Linked DNA regions of Mus musculus: region 2 is linked to region 1. Evidence: chromatin loops called from intact Hi-C (ENCODE). Cell type or tissue: gastrocnemius. All regions are shown on one strand. Each heading gives the region's core, and the rest is flanking DNA. Links, peaks and the distances in the headings are about the cores only. Region 1 holds the start of Lrig1 (leucine-rich repeats and immunoglobulin-like domains 1). Region 2 overlaps Lrig1 (leucine-rich repeats and immunoglobulin-like domains 1).

What was found. A loop is a pair of places that touch in the nucleus more often than their neighbours do. Peaks named below come from ENCODE experiments on the same cell type or tissue, not always from the same donor. Only the 100,000 strongest peaks of a DNase experiment are listed, where the experiment ranks them.
Region 2: a loop joins it to region 1, with 5 times the contacts of the local background. A loop is called at or near these places in 15 of 42 quality-filtered maps.

Annotation. Positions count from the first base shown.
Region 1 is chr6:94,696,923-94,705,245 of GRCm38, forward strand. It overlaps Lrig1 (leucine-rich repeats and immunoglobulin-like domains 1), which reads right to left and starts at 3,223. Exons shown (of 19, transcript NM_008377.2): 1 at 2,540-3,223. The coding sequence starts at 2,763. In gastrocnemius, for the core only: a CTCF peak has its summit at 4,349; DNase peaks (open chromatin) are centred at 1,783, 2,740, 3,387, 3,927 and 1 more place; H3K4me3 peaks cover 4,802 bases; H3K27ac peaks cover 4,693 bases.
Region 2 is chr6:94,616,197-94,624,519 of GRCm38, forward strand. Lrig1 (leucine-rich repeats and immunoglobulin-like domains 1) reads right to left here. Exons shown (of 19, transcript NM_008377.2): 8 at 6,419-6,562; 9 at 4,057-4,137; 10 at 1,050-1,121; 11 at 193-264. Among named protein-coding and RNA genes, the nearest start is that of Mir7041, 14 kb to the left of the region's middle. In gastrocnemius, for the core only: a CTCF peak has its summit at 6,966 (motif pointing right); DNase peaks (open chromatin) are centred at 2,262, 4,884 and 6,975; H3K27ac peaks cover 7,233 bases.

The DNA of each region.
Region 1 (8,323 bases), core at 113-8,112:
GCAGGCTGCAGTAAATCTACTTCATAGGCTTATAAACTAGCTCAAAGCATTTTCTAGACACAATGACCTTAAAAGGTGTAAATGCAGTGAAAATACAAGATACTTTATTGTATTACATACGGAGACTTTCTCCACTGCTATCCTGCCAAAAAGTAAAAGCAATGGTTTAAAAGGAAAGTGCTGGTATTGGAGATACGGTTCAGAAGTAGCTGAGCTTGCCCAGCCTCGCGTGCTGCAGCCCTTGGGTGCAACCCTCAATACCAGTGGGGGGAAATATGTTGAGAAACATGAAGGTTAGGAGACAATTCACACTTGATTTCACTTTAAGCAGAAATAAAATAAACTCGTGAGTATTCTTCAAAGGCCCGTGTGTGTGTGTGTGTGTGTGTGTGTGTGTGTGTGTGTGTGCGCGTGCGTGCGTGCGCGCACATGCCACATACTAACCCAGAAACCAAACTGCTTGAATATTAAAACTAATCCATTAAAACCATCTTCAGTAGAGGCCTATCTCCTGAAGCCCAGAACACTCAGTCTGGTATTTACTGATCACTAAATTGTGTGAGTAAGAGAGACTACAATTTTAAAGGTATTTATGCTGTGTGAATTGTCACTTGTAGGCAACTGAAAGCCTAAAAATGACCAGCAAGTTCTGCTCCAAGGAAGGGCAAGCCAAGGTAGGTCTTGTGACAAAAAGAAAGTACAAATAAGAGCACTCTGTCCTCTCCAGGAAGTGTGGCTTGGGAACGGAGAGCCTTCCTCAGAACACCCCTGACACATGGCTTTGCAAGTCTTCCAACAAGTGAACACTTGAGAACATTCTCTGACTCTACCCACATAGTTCTATTATTTAATAATAATAATAATATTCCATCTTAAGTATGCAAAAAAAACCCCAAAATGTCCCCAAACTGCCTCAGTTATTAATAGATAAAAATCTTAGCAGAGAGCAATAGTGTGTCTACCTCCCAGTAACTGACAGAGCCACTGTTCAGCCCCACTCTAAGACCAGGCATTTTCAGTAGTGAATTCCAGAGAGGAAGCAGATACTGAAGAAGAGAAAAATCCTCAAGGCAGCAACAGTAGCAGAAGGGTCTTTGCTGGCTTCAGAACTCCCACAGCAGATTGCCCAAGTGACCAATGTGAAGACCCAAGCCCCTCACTCTAAGAATACAGTCTTCTTGTTAGAAAAGAATCAACTTCTCTCCTTCAAGACGGTCAGATACCCAGCCCCTAGTTTTCTGCAATGAAGCCACAGGTGTGAGTTAAAGCCTGTGTCATCAATTTTCGCTTTTTAAAACAGCAAATGTCATGACTGAAGCTACTGCTGTACTACTTCTGTGTCCTAGGAAAGACATTCAAAAGCTCAAATGAGACGCAGACTACTCAAGCTAGGCCTTTCTCTGGAAGGTACTAATAGTTCTAGAGATGCTAATTACTGATAGCTGAGCAAGATTCGACTCAAAGGTCTAGGTTTTTTTGGTTTTTTATTTGTTTTGTATTGTTTTTTTTAAGAATAACAATGCTATTCTACTCCACTTTGTTTACAGAAATCTAATGTTCCCAACGAACCCCAATCCCAGCAGCACAGAAGTGCACCTAAACTGACAGAGCTAGCCAGGCCCCCTGTCACCTTCTCCCATAGTAGCACTACTCCACAACTAACTTGTGCCATTTATGGAGGAGAAACTCGAGGGTAGGAGCAGACCCAGCCCCAGTGGATCAAGCCCAAGGGGACCCCAGGGAACAGACAGGAAGGGATCTGGAACACAGTTCCTGTACTTGCCAGCCATGCGGAAAAGAGCTAACAGCCACACTCAGACATCTCCAAGAACTGTCTCAAAGCTTCTCAACTCCTGGCTTCTTCAGGACAGGGTCCCTTTTGCCCTGGCCAATGCCAAGTCAAGCCACCACGATTGTCTGGTGATCAGGAGACTGCAACACATACTCACTAATACACAGTATAAATAGCATGAACCCTGGAGATGTGAGTCACTGTCATTCATTACCAACTGAAGGTAAGTTGAGGGAACTCAAGACACCTAAGGGCTGGGTTACATACAGCACAGGAGAAAAGATACAGCCATGGATCCCAATCCCAACACAGGCTCCTACACTCTGCCATTGCGTCCGTCTCACATGCACACAAATTCGCTCACCTCCACTCTACACACACACATATTTCGCGCTCCACAGCACTCTCACTCAGTTTCAAATCACAAACCGGTGGCTCACCTCCACGGCCCACACTCGCTGACTTCCAGACTTCACGAGGCACACTCGATCACCCTTACAGGATCACTCATGTCCTGCATCCTCTCCACAACACACGCTCGCCGCAAGGCAGGCTCCTCCAGAATCACGCTCACCTTCAAACCCCAGAAGCAGAGTCCTCTCTCCCGAGCTCCCACGCGTGACCTCCACTCGGCCACCCACAAGTCTCCCCAGCCCACAGAGCGCACTCCGCACCCTCTCCGGCTGAGCACACCAGCAGCCCCGTCTTAGTGACAGCGCCCGGACGAGAGGCAAAGGCGATACTCACAGGCTGCGCGTCCAGGAGGGCAGGTCCCGGGGCAGCGTCGCCAGCCCGCGCCCACTGCAGTCCAGCGAGTCCCCGGCGCAAGTGCAGGCGGCCGCGCAGGGGGCCCGCGGGCCAGCCTGGGCGCCCGCTGACTCCGGCCATTGCAGTAGCAGCAAGAGCAGCCAGAGCAGAAGGCGAGGCGCAAGGCGCGGGGCTCCGAGCACTCCCGGACCGGGCCGCGCCATCTTGTCTGGAACGCGCCGCGAAGCCGGGGAGCGAGGGCTGCGAGGTGCGGGCGGCCGCGGGCGCGGGCTGCGCTCGGAGCTAGGCTCCGCGCCGGGACATGGACGCCCGACTCCAGTCGGCTCCGGGGCCGCGGCGCTCAGCCGGCACGCTCTGCCCGGGCCGCTTCGCAGCACCCTGCGGGGACCGCCACCCCCGCGCCCATCCGGGCCGAGCCCCGCGCGCGGCGAACTCTGTGGAGTCCCGCAGTGAGTGCCCGGCCGCCGCTGCTCGTCCTTCCCGCCGCGCTGAGAGTCGCCTTCAGAGCTCGGGCGCACGCCGAGAGCCGCCGCCTCTGAGGACTGAAAACGCTTAGCCTCGGCCTCTGCGCGTGGCGCGGGCGGGCATCTCACTGAGGGCGCTGAGCTGATGATAGCCGTGGACCCCACGCGCCTGCCCGTCCCGGAGCGGCCGGAGCGCACCGTGCCTCAGCGCTGCGAACAATCAGCGGCCAGCCGCTCCGCGGTCCAGCCCCGCGGCCCCAGGCCCCGCCCCGGCTGCTCGCCCTCACACACCCCTCCGATGGGGCCCCGGGGCGCAGATCGGCCCACGTTGGCTGCAGGGCTACAGCATTACGCCCCGCCCTGCCCGTTGCTCATTGGCTCCTGGAGCGCCTTTTTGGCGTCCTAACCCATAAGAGCGCTCGCTCCCTGAGGTCCCGCCTCCGCTCGCTTTTCCCACCCAAGGTGTGAAAGGCGGGGACGGGGCGGGGAAAAGGAGAGGCGTGCTGCCTCCTCTTAAAGGAGACTTGTAGGGTTTTGGCTACCAAGTACCAGAATCTGGAAAAGTGGCCTAAGCTTCGGTCCATTGAGCCTAGGAGAAGAGAGAAAGTTTGTAATCCACGGGTTTGGGAGCTATCTGGACCCAAGGTTTATTCTGCTCTCCTAAACTAAAAACATCATGGTGGATTTACAGCAAACGAGCACCCTTTTTCAGGTGCCTTGCAAAAGAAAAAAAAAAAAGATTTAAAACTTGCTTTCATGAGTTTCTCAGCTATTTCCTCAGAGGTGGGGCCCCCTTTCCCATCTGTGCTCCACACTCGTTCTTCTTGATATCTTTAATCCAGAAATGTGTCCTTGACTACCGAAATGACTGTGTGCTGCAGAAATTGAATCTTGAGGGCACGCCCACTTCCCCGCCCCTAGTTAGTTGAAGGATAGTTCGGGAAGTGCTCTGGACTTGGATAAAGGGGGTTGCTGTGGTGGTGTGTTTTGTTATTGAAAATCAGTGCCTTTAAAATACAATTTCCAAGAAATTATCCGTGACGTGCTCTTTATAGACAGTGAGAGAGGTGGGGGGAGGGAGAGAGGAGAGAGAGAGAGAGAGAGAGAGAGAGAGAGAGAGAGAGAGAGAGAGAGAGAGAGAACCTGTTAGTTTGGCAAACACGGATCAGAATAGATTGATAGCCGCCATGTGAAACAGTGCTTGGACATAGGCGAGCACACGCGCGCGAACACACACACACTTAATGGAGTGGGGCGGGGGGGCGGGGGGAAGAGATTAGCACTGTAATACATATCTGCCGCCTCTGGGCGGTTTGACTTGCTGATGTCCGAACTGCACACAGGGTCAGGGAAACTAAGGCGCTGGAGTCTTCTGGAAAACATTTGTTCCAGCACGGTTAAATCTAACTTAGGCTTTATAGAAAGGGAGTAGGAACGCTGTTCATCGGGAAGAAAAACACCGAACAGTTAAAGGGATTTCATTACATGTTTGACATATTCAAGAAATACGATTTGATGCTAAACGTGGCTGTCCCTCAAGTTTTGCTTTTTTTTTAAACCAAAATTGGACCTGTATTTAGTAGTCAGGTGATTGTTGCCTAGCTGTCTGTGCTTTCTGTCTCTTTCTTTCCTTGCCTTCTTTCTTCCTTCTTTTTTGATTGTTTGAGTCTCATCATGTAGCCCAGACTCCCTCAACCTTATTATGCTCCTGTTTCAGTCTTCTGGAACAACTGGCATTACAGGTGTGTGCAGCATGCCCGGCTTTGTTTGCCATTCTTTTCATCCTTACACCAGCCTTCCCTTTCTCCTGATTGCCTACACTATAGAGCAATGCTGTTGGGTTTCTCTCCCATTTTCTGTATATCTCAGAAGTGATGGTGAAGCAGTGTCCACACGTGCATAAATTAAGCCAAATGTAATACCTCAGAAATCTTAACAGGAAAGCTCCAACTAGTATCTGTGTGCACATGCACGCATGAGCAGGAACATATGTGCTACACATGCAGTCCACATTAGCATACACCTTCCAACTGGATAAGGAGAAACAGGTCTCCTTGTTTTCATGCCCTTGGGTAGAAATAGGAAGCTGGGGAATGGAATATACAAGAGCTGCAAATTGGAGTCCTCTATCATGGTGCTTACGAATTTCAAGACAAAATAGTACACTTTAAAGATTCCTTTTATTTTTAATTGCATATGTGTGTGCATGTACGTATGTCTGTGAGTATGTATATGGGCATGAGTGCAGGACATCCAAGGAAGCCAACAGCCACTGTAGCTTAACACAGGTAGTTGTAAACCACCTGACATGGATGCTGGAAACGGAATTCTCTACAAGAGGAATACTTAACCACTGAGAAATCTCTCTGCCCCCCACCTTCTTTTTCTTTGAAACAACATCTCACTATATAGTGAGGCTAGCACCAAACTTGCAGCAATCCTCCTGCCTCGGCATCCCAAGGGCTGGGACAAAAGAGTAATTTAGACCAGTAGGATGGTAGAATGAGAGAGCAATTTGATCGTTGAAACTCACAAGGTGGAAGGAGAGAGCAGATTCCTGCAGGCTATCCTTGGCCTCCACACATGAGCACGCACGCGCGCACGCGCGCGCGCACACACACACACACACACACACACACAAATCTAATTTAAATTTTTATTTTAAATTTGTAATGATTTTTTTTTAAATTTATGTGTATGTGTGTTTTGCCTACATATGTCTGGGCAACACATGCATGCCTGGTGCCCACAGAGGTCAGAAGTGATAATCATATCCCCTGGCACTGGAATTACAGACAATCTTTAAACAAAAGAATTATTTAATGCAGAATGCTTGTGATCAGCTCTCCCTTAAAGAAACTTGCCAGGTCATCCCCACCCTGCCCCTGCATCAAGCAGCATAGTACACACAGTTCATCACAAGTCATGAAACCTGGCTGGAGATGACCTTCAGGCTGGTCACCACAGTAGAGTGTTCCAAAAGGTTCTCAAACGCTGTGGGTGGGACTATGAGATGCACTTGGGAACTCCTGGCATCCTAGAGGACAAGGTTTGAGAATCTGCAAGGTAATTTGCCCACAGGTGTACAGCATCCCCTGTGGTCTGGTTACCACACCACCAGAGAAGAGGATTCCAAACAGAGGGAGTGAGTCTTGGGGGGAATGGGGCGCCTGAGCCTTGGCAGTTCTTCTCGTCTACAGCAAAGCATGAAGTCATGTCTGCTCCTCACACCATGTATGGAAGTCTGCCCACATACTAGCAACCTGCATGCGATTGCACCAAGAGTGTGGGCTGGAGAGCAGAAATCCAGCTTAGGAAAGAATCGTCTGTAGCTACAACCGAAGATCAGGAAGAGAACACCAAGGGGGACTTTTAAGGAAAGCTACCTGCTAGAACAGGTCACGGTCCTTCCAGCAAAGAGCTGGTCCTCATTTTTAATCTGTGCTTTATCTTTTTTATTTATTTAATCTAGTGCTTTAATTTTTTTAACAGTGTCTCATACACTCCAGGGTAGTCTAGAACTTAATAGGTAACAAAGAATCGCCTTGAGCTCCTGATTCGCCTGCCCCTGCCTCCTGAGTACTTGAGTCATCTATAGAAGCTTTCTAGATTTTACAGTTTGCAGAAACCAATGCCCAGAACCAACACCCCTAAGAATCAGTCAAGGTTTCTTGCATCCAAAAGTCTCAGCAATACATCATGCTAATCCCAGTGCTAGAAGCCCAGAATTAGCAAACTGCACTGAGAAACACACACACACACACACACACACACACACACACACACACACACACACAAAACAGTATAGGAAAGGAGCCAGCAAGCTGACTCTGTGGGCAAAGGCACTTGAGGCACAAGCCTGAGGACTTAAGCTCTAACCCCAGAATCCATATAGAGGGAGAAGGGGAGAATCAACTCCACAAGGTTGTCCACTGACCTCGACATGTGTGCTGTGGCATGAGCATACACCACCCCCAACCTCCACATACTTTTTTTTTTAATCAGAAAAGCAGGTTGATCATGGGGATTGTTTGAAAAGTCCAACTTTCAAGAGTCAGAATTATGGCTTCTTGGTATCAAAAGAGAACTTACATTATTTTTGGTGCACTAAAAAAGCATTGGAGTCTTCAGCATAGCTCAGTGGCACCGCCCTTGCCTGGCATGCATACATCACCAGTTTTGCAATTTAATAATAATAATAATAATAATAATAATAATAATAATGAAGTCCCCTGAGCAGAAATCAAAAGCCCTGGCTCCAGCCTTGTTACTAGAAACCTTTGTCCAGTTATGTCTTTTCTTGAACTTCAGTGTTCCCACATGGCAAAGGGGAATGATGCCCTCTGTGTGTGAGGGGGTTTAAAAATGATCTAGTTTGAACTGGGGAGCTAGCTCAGTGGCTAAGAACCCGTGCTGCAAAGCATGAGGTTCTGAGTTCAAATTCCCAGCACCCCTATAAGATGCTGGGCATAGCCTGTAACCCCAGAGCTGGGGGGAGATTGAGATGGCCAGGCCTTGGTATCTGTCAGCCTAGCTCCAAGTTTAGTGAGAGATCCTGCTGCAAGGGAACAAGGCAGGGAGTGGTAGAGTAGGACAGACACCAAGGTCCTCCTCTGGCCTCCCCTTACATGTGTGCATGGGTACACATATATGCACAAGTGCTAAACAGTCTCATACAACATACCATTCTGATCAGGTATGTTATAGGCAGTGTAAGACCACATATATCTCAGGCTTCTTGGGTAAGTATTGCTAAACTTAAACTCTGAAGCAACATAAGTCCATGATTTTAATAGAGATAGAAAAATATTAGTAGGTTCTTTCAACCCCAGGCTTTTTCCCTCAGGAATGCCACAAAGGGTTAATAATTACCTGTAAAATCCCTAAAATCTCAAGAGCGATGACAGCCTGCTCTGAGCCTGTCTTGTACTTCTCTGCCAAGAAAAAAAAAAGACAACTGTGTACTCATTAACTCCTTCTTTCCAATAATCTTGTCAAGGAGATGGATGGGGAAGAGAGAAAGAGAGAGAGCTAAAGAGTCTGGGGATGGGATATGAAAGGGAATGTTGATGTCTCCCTGCCCCCAGTGCCAGCATTGTCCTCTGAGACGTGAGAAGAAGTGGGCTTATTTGTTTGTTTGTTTGGATTTGTTTGTTTGTTTCTGTGCCATCTCTGGCTATGGGAAAGCTGGCTAGTGTCCAACTGCAGCTGCCATGTCTCCACCAGCAGCATGTGTAATGCCTGTGGCTCAGCTGTGACCTGCACAGGCTCCTACCCTCCTCTCAGAACTATTAATATC
Region 2 (8,323 bases), core at 280-8,279, 81 kb before region 1:
AAACGTTTGCTATGTCAGCATTTCAGAAAGAATCTGCCACCCCCATCCAGAGCTAAGTCCCATCCGGCATTTTGCTTTTAAAGACAAGTCCTATCTGACCTCTAAACAATCACAGCTATTACAGAAAATGAGCACAATGCAATTACAAGTCTCCACTCATGCCAGTGAGGCCATGGGTTCCCAGGTACTCACAGCTCTTTAAGGTTCTTCATCTTTGCAAAGGCATCAAACTGGACAGACCTGATTGCATTCTCTCCAAGGTTCCTGAAACAGAACACAGTACTTTGTGCTTAGGAGCTATGGGCAGTTGTCAAATGTGTGGCCAAGTGAGGACACTTGGGGGTTTTTCAGGCCAGCCCTGGTTCACAGATGACCCACAGGTGCTAGCCATACCCCGTGTGCCAGATCCACTGGGAGAGGCTCTCGGTTCTCCTGTTGTTGCAAGCACACAGAATGACTTGGGAGCAAACCAACCTAAGAGCAGCCTTGACGTTAGGTAGAAAACTGGGGAAAAATTTACCCAGAATAAAGGCTTACTTTGATTCGAAGATAAAACTAAGAGCCAGGAACTAGAAGCATCCACTCCCAACTGCAGTATGAACATCTCAGGACTAGCGTTCCTCAATCAGTTCCAAGGTCCCATAGGCAAGCACCCCAGTAGAAAAGCTCCCAGCATGCACTAGGACAGGGAGCTGTTAAAGGGGGAGGGGTATTGCCTGGCTTTGCTAGAATAAAGTATCCTTATGAAAGTGGCGAGAGCTTAGGGACCCTTTAAGGAGTCTGATGCATGGTAATATAGCCCAACAGGTGGGAGGAAGGTGTTTGTTCAAATACCAATCACATTAATTGGGAGCACAGCAGCAGACTATATGCTCTGTGAGTGTTCCTGGCAGAGGCAAAAGAAAGGCCAGAGTTGAAGCTGACTTATAATGAGAAGGAAGCAGATGGTGTTTCCAAACAGCCTGTTTCTTGGTTTACAAAGAAGTGGTTACTCCCCCGGCAGCCACGCTTGGCAGGCAGGGCCAGGCAGGGTCTGGCAGGGTACTTACAGGTGTTCCAGGCTTTCCAGGCCCGAGAAGGCTCTCTTAGCCACAGATTTGATCTTGTTTCCAAACAGAGTCCTGTAGTTTCCAAACATCCAGGCCCAGGGTAGGTAGGTAGAAAGGGACCGAGAAGCAATCGAGAAAGAAAGCACACAATCAGGGCAGTGCTGCCTGACACCCGTCTGCAAGAGGCAGGTGCACTGCAGACCTGTAAGGGGATTACAGGGCTGGGGTGCACAGGCCATCCCCACCCTGAAATGAAATGTCTCTAGCTCTATTACATTTCACGGTGATGACAGGCTGAAATTGCATGTTCCACCCAGTCTCAAGAGAGCCCTTGTAGTGTCAAGCGGAAATCGCCATGGCCAGGCCATGCTGTCTTTCCTGGGACCACCCAAGGGGGTGGGGAGTTTGTTAAGGTAGTGCCCTTGCAGAGAAAACTAGGCTGGTTACTGTTTCAGTGAGAAGCAGCAGGGTCAGAAGGCAATAGAAACTGGGACTAAAACCTGCCATCCACTTCTGTGCACTGCACTGTGGGCATAAAGGGTCCCAACTAACCAGCAGAGAACAGGAAGAGGGCATCCATCAAGATAGCCCCGTAGCTCTTTGCGTCTGCCATGCACTATAGTGGCCAGGATGTAGCTGCCCTGATGATATTTACCCTCCTCTCAGGGTCTGCAGAAGAGGCTCTGCACTGTGGCCCAGGTAGCTGGAAGGCAAAGCTCCTTCCTTTGCTTTTGAGGTGCATCAAAGGTATGCGCTAACTCAACACAAGCATGTGTCTGCTCAGGGCACGACAGTGATGCCTAATGAGCTCTGCCCCTCGAGGGTAATGTCTTCCAGCATTTTCTATCAGGCATGTTACATACATAGGCTGGAGGCCTGGGAAATCAGAACCAGCAAGTCCAGGCAGCAGTGGACAGAGGAAGCTTCTGAACAGAGCTAGCCTGGCTCACCTCTTCCCAAAGAGAGGAGAAGCAGGGCTAAGATCTGGACTAGAGGCTATCTTCCACCTATGTCAGACTGATTCCCTCAAGGGAAGACAAATACTAGCCTGCCTGTGACCATGGCCTCGCCATCACCCACCATGTGGCCTGAGCTTCAGACTAACTGTCAAGGCTCTGAAGGGACACGGGGCAGAAACAGGCTGGCCTGCAGGAGCACGGCCCCGCATCCCAGAACAGCCTCCTACAATGCAAAGAACACAGACAGAGGTGGCGGATCCACCTGCCCCCAAGGGCCCTGCCAGAGCACACCATGAGGCCTCCTAAGTCCTGTTTCATTACAGATTCTGGCCCCAGGGGCCCCTGTGGTCAGTTCAGCCTTAGACAAAACCTACTGTTTCCTGACTTAGGGCAAACAGCCAATGGCCCTTCTATCTCCCCTCTCTCTCACAGGCAATCTGGGTGGACAAGAAAACAATCTCATCCTGAAAAGACTTCCACAACTCGCAATCTGGAATTCTAAAATAAACCAAATGCCAGAAGCCCAGTGGCCATGTTCACTTTGGCTCCTTAGCCACAAAACTAGCAGCAAATAACAGCTCACGGGGCACTGAACCCCAGTGCCTGCGAGTCTGCCAGCTCCTGCACTTACTCAGATCCCACAAGCAGGGTACCATGTGCTCCGGGGCCTAGTAAAAACAAGCTGAGCTGTTTAGTGAAATCTCCTGTAAACCAGATCTAGGAAAAGCTGTGCCTTGTTTCATCCATTAAATATTAGTCACGTTGACCTCTTACAGTGAGGGCAGGCTGTTACTTCTAATGGTGACAACAGCAATAAAACAAATTCTCAAATTCTCAATTACACAGTGCCAATCATACCACTGATAGGCTCAAACAGGCCCTGACCTCCTCTCAGCACACATCGGTGCCTCCCTGGACTGGAAGGGTGCTCCAGGGAAGAGGTGGCTAGCCTGACCTCCCTGCTAAGGACTCAGACAGGCAGTGATCTCAGATGTCACCTCTTACACATCTGGCCAGCCCAGCGTAGGCTCCCAAAAGCCATTTCAGTGCTTGCTAAAGCAAGCACAAAGGCACCATGGGTGTACAGAGTGCGGAACGTGTCATGGTCGGCTTTGTATTCACGGCCTTGGAAGGAGCCATGGCATGGACAAGCCTTCCTCACAATGTGGAGTGCCCATCCTGACAGGAAGCCAGGGTCCCACTTCTGTGTACTCTACCTATCCCCCTTTACGTGTGCCCTACACAGAACACCCTCTTCCCCTCCTGATCAATGTCAGAGGTGGACAGGGGTCGGGCGGGGGCTGCTTCTACACAGGTCGCTCGAGGTTCTCTTGAAGTTCTTCTGTGAGGTCCAGAAATGCCCCCTCCCTCACAAGCTGGCATGGACAGGCCCCCAGCAGCAGAACTGCAGAGCATTCTGCAACTTGGGCAAGAGAACAAGTATACCATATCCAGGGGTACAAATCCGAACCTGCCACCTGCCAGGTCCTGGGCTAGTTCCCTTCACTTGTCTCTGGAGCTCTAAAGGCTGCATAATGGAGCCTGCACACAGACATGTACCTACTACAGCAGTGGACGAATTCTAGGAGGGCAGGACAAAGACTCTCCAAACTGAATTCAAAGTAGCTATGACTAGTGCTCTTGGTGATGGCTGCTTCTACTTGTGATTATAATTAGCAACAAAAAGACTGACAAGAGCCTCAATACTACTGAAAGGTACTTCACACATCTCTAGAAACTAAAGAAGGCAGCAACACCCCTCTGTGCAGAGGACAGAACATATAGGTGCTTTCAGATGGGCTGTAAACAGGACCAAGCCCAGCAGCCCTAAGGACCACCACACACTGACAGTATGAAGACTGTGAGAGTGGCCTGTGAGCCACTGCGGATTCCTCACTGTAGCCCTCAGCCTCTTCTCTGCACACAGCAGAAGGCCTGCTGCTGTCCTCTGTGGTCCCAGGACACAGGAGACTCAGGGGAGCTGCATGAGTGGCACCCCTGCATCCCAGAGCTTGCGGAACCGCACACTCCCAGTCTGAAATACTCACAGCTTGCTGAGGTTGTCAAGCCCCGTAAAGGCACCACTGGTATCCTCGATTGTACCCGAGATCTCGTTATGGTCCAGGTCCCTAAGAAGGAAACAGAAGGCAAGTTCACCCACTATCTTAAGCTCTGCCTTTGTTCTCCACCATGAAGGGAGACCAGCCCCACACCCAGGCTTTCACTAGGAGCCGCAAAGCATCCAGGTGCACCCCAGGGGGCCCAGCAGCATGCATTGCCAGGAGAAGTATGGCCCTGAGAACGTCCTGTTGTTCTTTTTTGTGTACTATCAGCATGACCTTGCTTCTGCTGCTTCCAACAAAGCCAGCCCGCCCACCAACCAATCTGGCTGGCCTCAGGGAGGGAAATAGTAGAGACAGCACAAGAAGAAGCCAGGCTTGCACACACCTCTCTGAAGCAGACCTCTAACCCAAAAGATTCCTAACCATTTCTGTCTACTCTTAGCCACAGTCCTCTCTCGGGTTCAACCAGGACACTGGAAGGCACGTGGAAGGAAGAGGTGGCGGCGAAGGAGCTGGGCCCTGATGTTCCTCCAGGCCGGCCTGGAAGCCTAGGGCCTGCACCCTGCTCCTCGTGAGGCTTATGTAGCACTGGATACTGAGCCAGAGCACACATCTGGGTGCTGAGTCAATCTTGTGACCCACTTGCCAGGACAGGAAAAAGGAGGCCAACTACTCGGCCCCAGGCTGTCTGGATATGGTCAGTGCTTCAGCTTCCTCCCTGAGCTTCCAAGGGCAGGTCACGCTGCCCAGCCACACGCACCTGGCAGCCAGACCCCTACTCTCACATTCACTCTTTCCAATTTTTCACAGAGCCCTGGTCCCTGCACATCCCCTGCACGAGTCCCTGCAGATATGGCCAAGGACAGAAAGGGATGCAGCTCTTGGCTCTGGGAAGACGCTGGAAAGTCATTGCCAGCTGGGAGTGGAGCTGGGACGAAAGTACACAATGCTTGCTCTGACCTTCACTTTCCAGCATGAAGCTAAAAGAGAATGTGCTGCTGGAAGGGACCTCTGCTCTCAACGAGTCCCACCCTGTCATCTTTAGACTGAGTACAGCAGAGACTGCGGTTCTGTGTGCCTGTCTTCCTGCTCTGGGCCTTGCCTGCCAAATTAGTCCTCTCTTTCTGGCCTGCTCAGCTTGAATGTTTCTGGCCTTTCTGTCCGGGCCTCGGAAGGGCTCACAGACTGACCTGGGCTCGGATAGCTTGCTTGGCACTAGCTCCCCATCCCTGACTCAAACCTGAAGCCCACTCTGCCTGGTGCAAGTGCAGAGGCCTCCCTCCAGGCACAACGACAGGCTTGCTCCCCCAGCAGACCAGGCTGCAGAAGAAAGCTGTGGAACTGCTACCACTATCTGTGGAAGACTGTGTGCCCTTCTGGGGGGTTTTAGACTGAAGGCTGCTAGGAGACAGCCTAGCGTTTACAAGTGAAAAAAGTTCTATGAAAAGTCCCAGAAAAGCACCCTCAGCAGCTTCTAGCAGCCTCACCCATCTGACCCTTCAAAGGACATGGTATTCTCACTTTCTCTTTCTTACACCACTCCTGAATGAGGACAAGGACACAGGACCCTCACTTCTATCTTGGATACCAGGTCCACTAAAGAGCTTCAAAGAAAGAGCAGAAAAGTAGCCATGGTACTGAGTTACAGAAAACAATACATAGGATTTAAGAACGGAAGACAGGACTGGGGGTGTGGCTCAGTAGAAGAGAATTTGCCTATTACACATAAAGCTTTGGGTTTGATCCATAGAAACCTTAGGAAAAAATTCTCAAAACGTACATCCAGGCCTGGAGGCTCACATACCTGTAATCCTAGCCCTTGATGCAAGAGGATGGCCACAAGTTCAAGGCCAGCCTCAATATATGAGCTTGAGGCTAACCTGAGCCAGAGAACCCAGTCTTTAAAAGCAAATGAACAAAACCACTACCATACCCTCTCTAAAAGAGAAATAAATGAGAGGTCACAACCAAAAGAATGGAGCAGAGACATGCAGGACTGTGTGAATGTTGCTGCAGATACCCTATGTAGAAATGCTTTTCCAGACCCACCCATCCCATCCGGCCAAGTGTACTGAGAACTATTGATAACAGTGATTTTTCAAGAGTCCTCATCCTGCAATAGGCACCACTGTGGGAAAGGAAGGATTTTTCTGCTCAGTAAAGGAAGGATTTAACTGTTCAGCAGTTATTTTTGGTTCTAGTCCTTGTTCCTGTTGCAGACCAGCTTACAGCCCAATTCTGACTACAAGCCAGCAAGAGGGAATCTCAACAAAGCAAGTGCTTTGCTGTGTGCTCTCCCATCTGGGGACCCCCTTCATGCTGTCACCCTCAAAAGCACAATTCTTACAAGACCCGCAGACTCTTGAGTCCCTTGAAGGCGCCTTCAGCAATGTGACTGATGGCGTTGTGACTGAGGCGCAGGATACTGAGGCTGCTCAACTCCGCTAGACTCTCCTCATCCAGCCGCGTGAGGTTGTTGAAGGACAGAATCCTAAGGAAGAAAGAAGAAGACAAATGTCACCACTGAGCAGCTATGTGGGTGCCCTATTCTCTCTTGTCTTCAGTTGTGTCTCATGCCACAACTGGCCTGACCTCCCTGGAGACAGGAGACTGAAGCATGTCCACAGGACTCCTGCTGTCAGAAGACCATCAGGTCAACAATCACCTAGTTTGATAACTATCATGCAAGCCATGAAACCAGTACCACAGAGCTGAGAACTACCGCTTACATACACTGTAAAAACCTGTCATACAACCCAAATCCCAAGGCGCCAAACCCCTCCACTGCATGTCTTGGTGTAGGAAATGAAGGACCTATCTTGATGGAGACTGACACAACAGAACCTGGAATTCTGTACTGAGCAACTGAGCCACAGCTACACTTGCTGTATCAGCCAGCAGAGGGCACCATGAGCCACTGCCTGGGACAGCCACACCAGGGGAAGACCCTGACACTAAAGGCTCAGGCTGTGACTTGTACACCGCTCAACAGGGATTGGGCGCCAAAGCATACCTTTTGCTAGAACCAAACCCCCTTCCTAGCACTACTGCAGGTGTGCACTACACTGGGTAGGTTTATGTAACATTAGTTATCTATGGTTGGAAATGTTAAGTCTGGACTGGTACAAAAGGAACAAAAATGAATTGGTGGAAGATTAATGCAGTTTTAAAGGTGACAGTGACCATATTCTGTCCCTATTAAGAGAAATATGTCACAGTGTCTATCAGTTGCAAAGACCTAGCAGGAGACCATCGTTACATCCTCATGTGCAATTAAAGAATTTAACTAAAAGGCAGGGTAAGAACACACTGCAGAGCAACCCTATATCTGGCTCTGACATTTTCTAAAATGGAGCAGATCGCTAGGACTAGTCTAATACACTCAAGTGAACCTTCTCTTCCTCTAAATGGCACAGGAGATAGCGTAATGTTGTCCGCCATGCAGAAAGGGAAGGAAGGAACTCAGGGGTCTGCCTGCGAGTTTTCCCTTTCCATGTAGCCCTAACTCAAGGGGCCCACACCGTTCTGGTGTGTTCCATAAGACTGTCCTTACTTGGGAACTAGACTGAACACCTTCAAGGCCTCTCTTTTCCCTACAAGTCCGAGCTCCCAACAAAAGCCTCGGTCAAAGCCATGGGCAGTGGTCAGCAGGAGCACCTCTAGGTGGCAGGAAGCTAAACTCAAAGAATGCACACTAACACAGAATGGAAGAGAAATGAATACAAAGCAAGGGGCAGGACTGTGGCCTTTCACAAAGCACAGGGACTGGCTAAAGTATGAACCCTGGGTAATGACAGACACACTGAGAGCGAGATCAGAATAGAGAAGACCAGAGGACAACAGGCTGCAGGAGTCATCATTGGGTTCCAGGGTCTCTAACTATTCCTGCTGAGATAAACAAATACAAGAGAGGCTGAGTAAGGTGCAACATTTCTACCAATCATATGCTTTGGTGGGTCAATCTTTTCCTATACCCAAGCCTAGCCAAAGAAGATAAAAAGAGAAACCCTGAATTTCTCAAAAGTAAACCTACTGGACTATACAGTGTCTATTAAACTAAAAGAACTCCCAGATGAGGGACAGGGACAAAGGGGCAAAAGATGCTTGATGAGTCCATGGCTCTGGCAGTGTTAGTGTGTTTGCTGTGAGGGCATGGCCAGGCCACCCAGGCCACGCCCTCCCCATCATGGAAGTCTGTCACTACCATTCTCAGAAGCAAGGGCACAACCTAGGAACCCTGTCTAAAGGACCC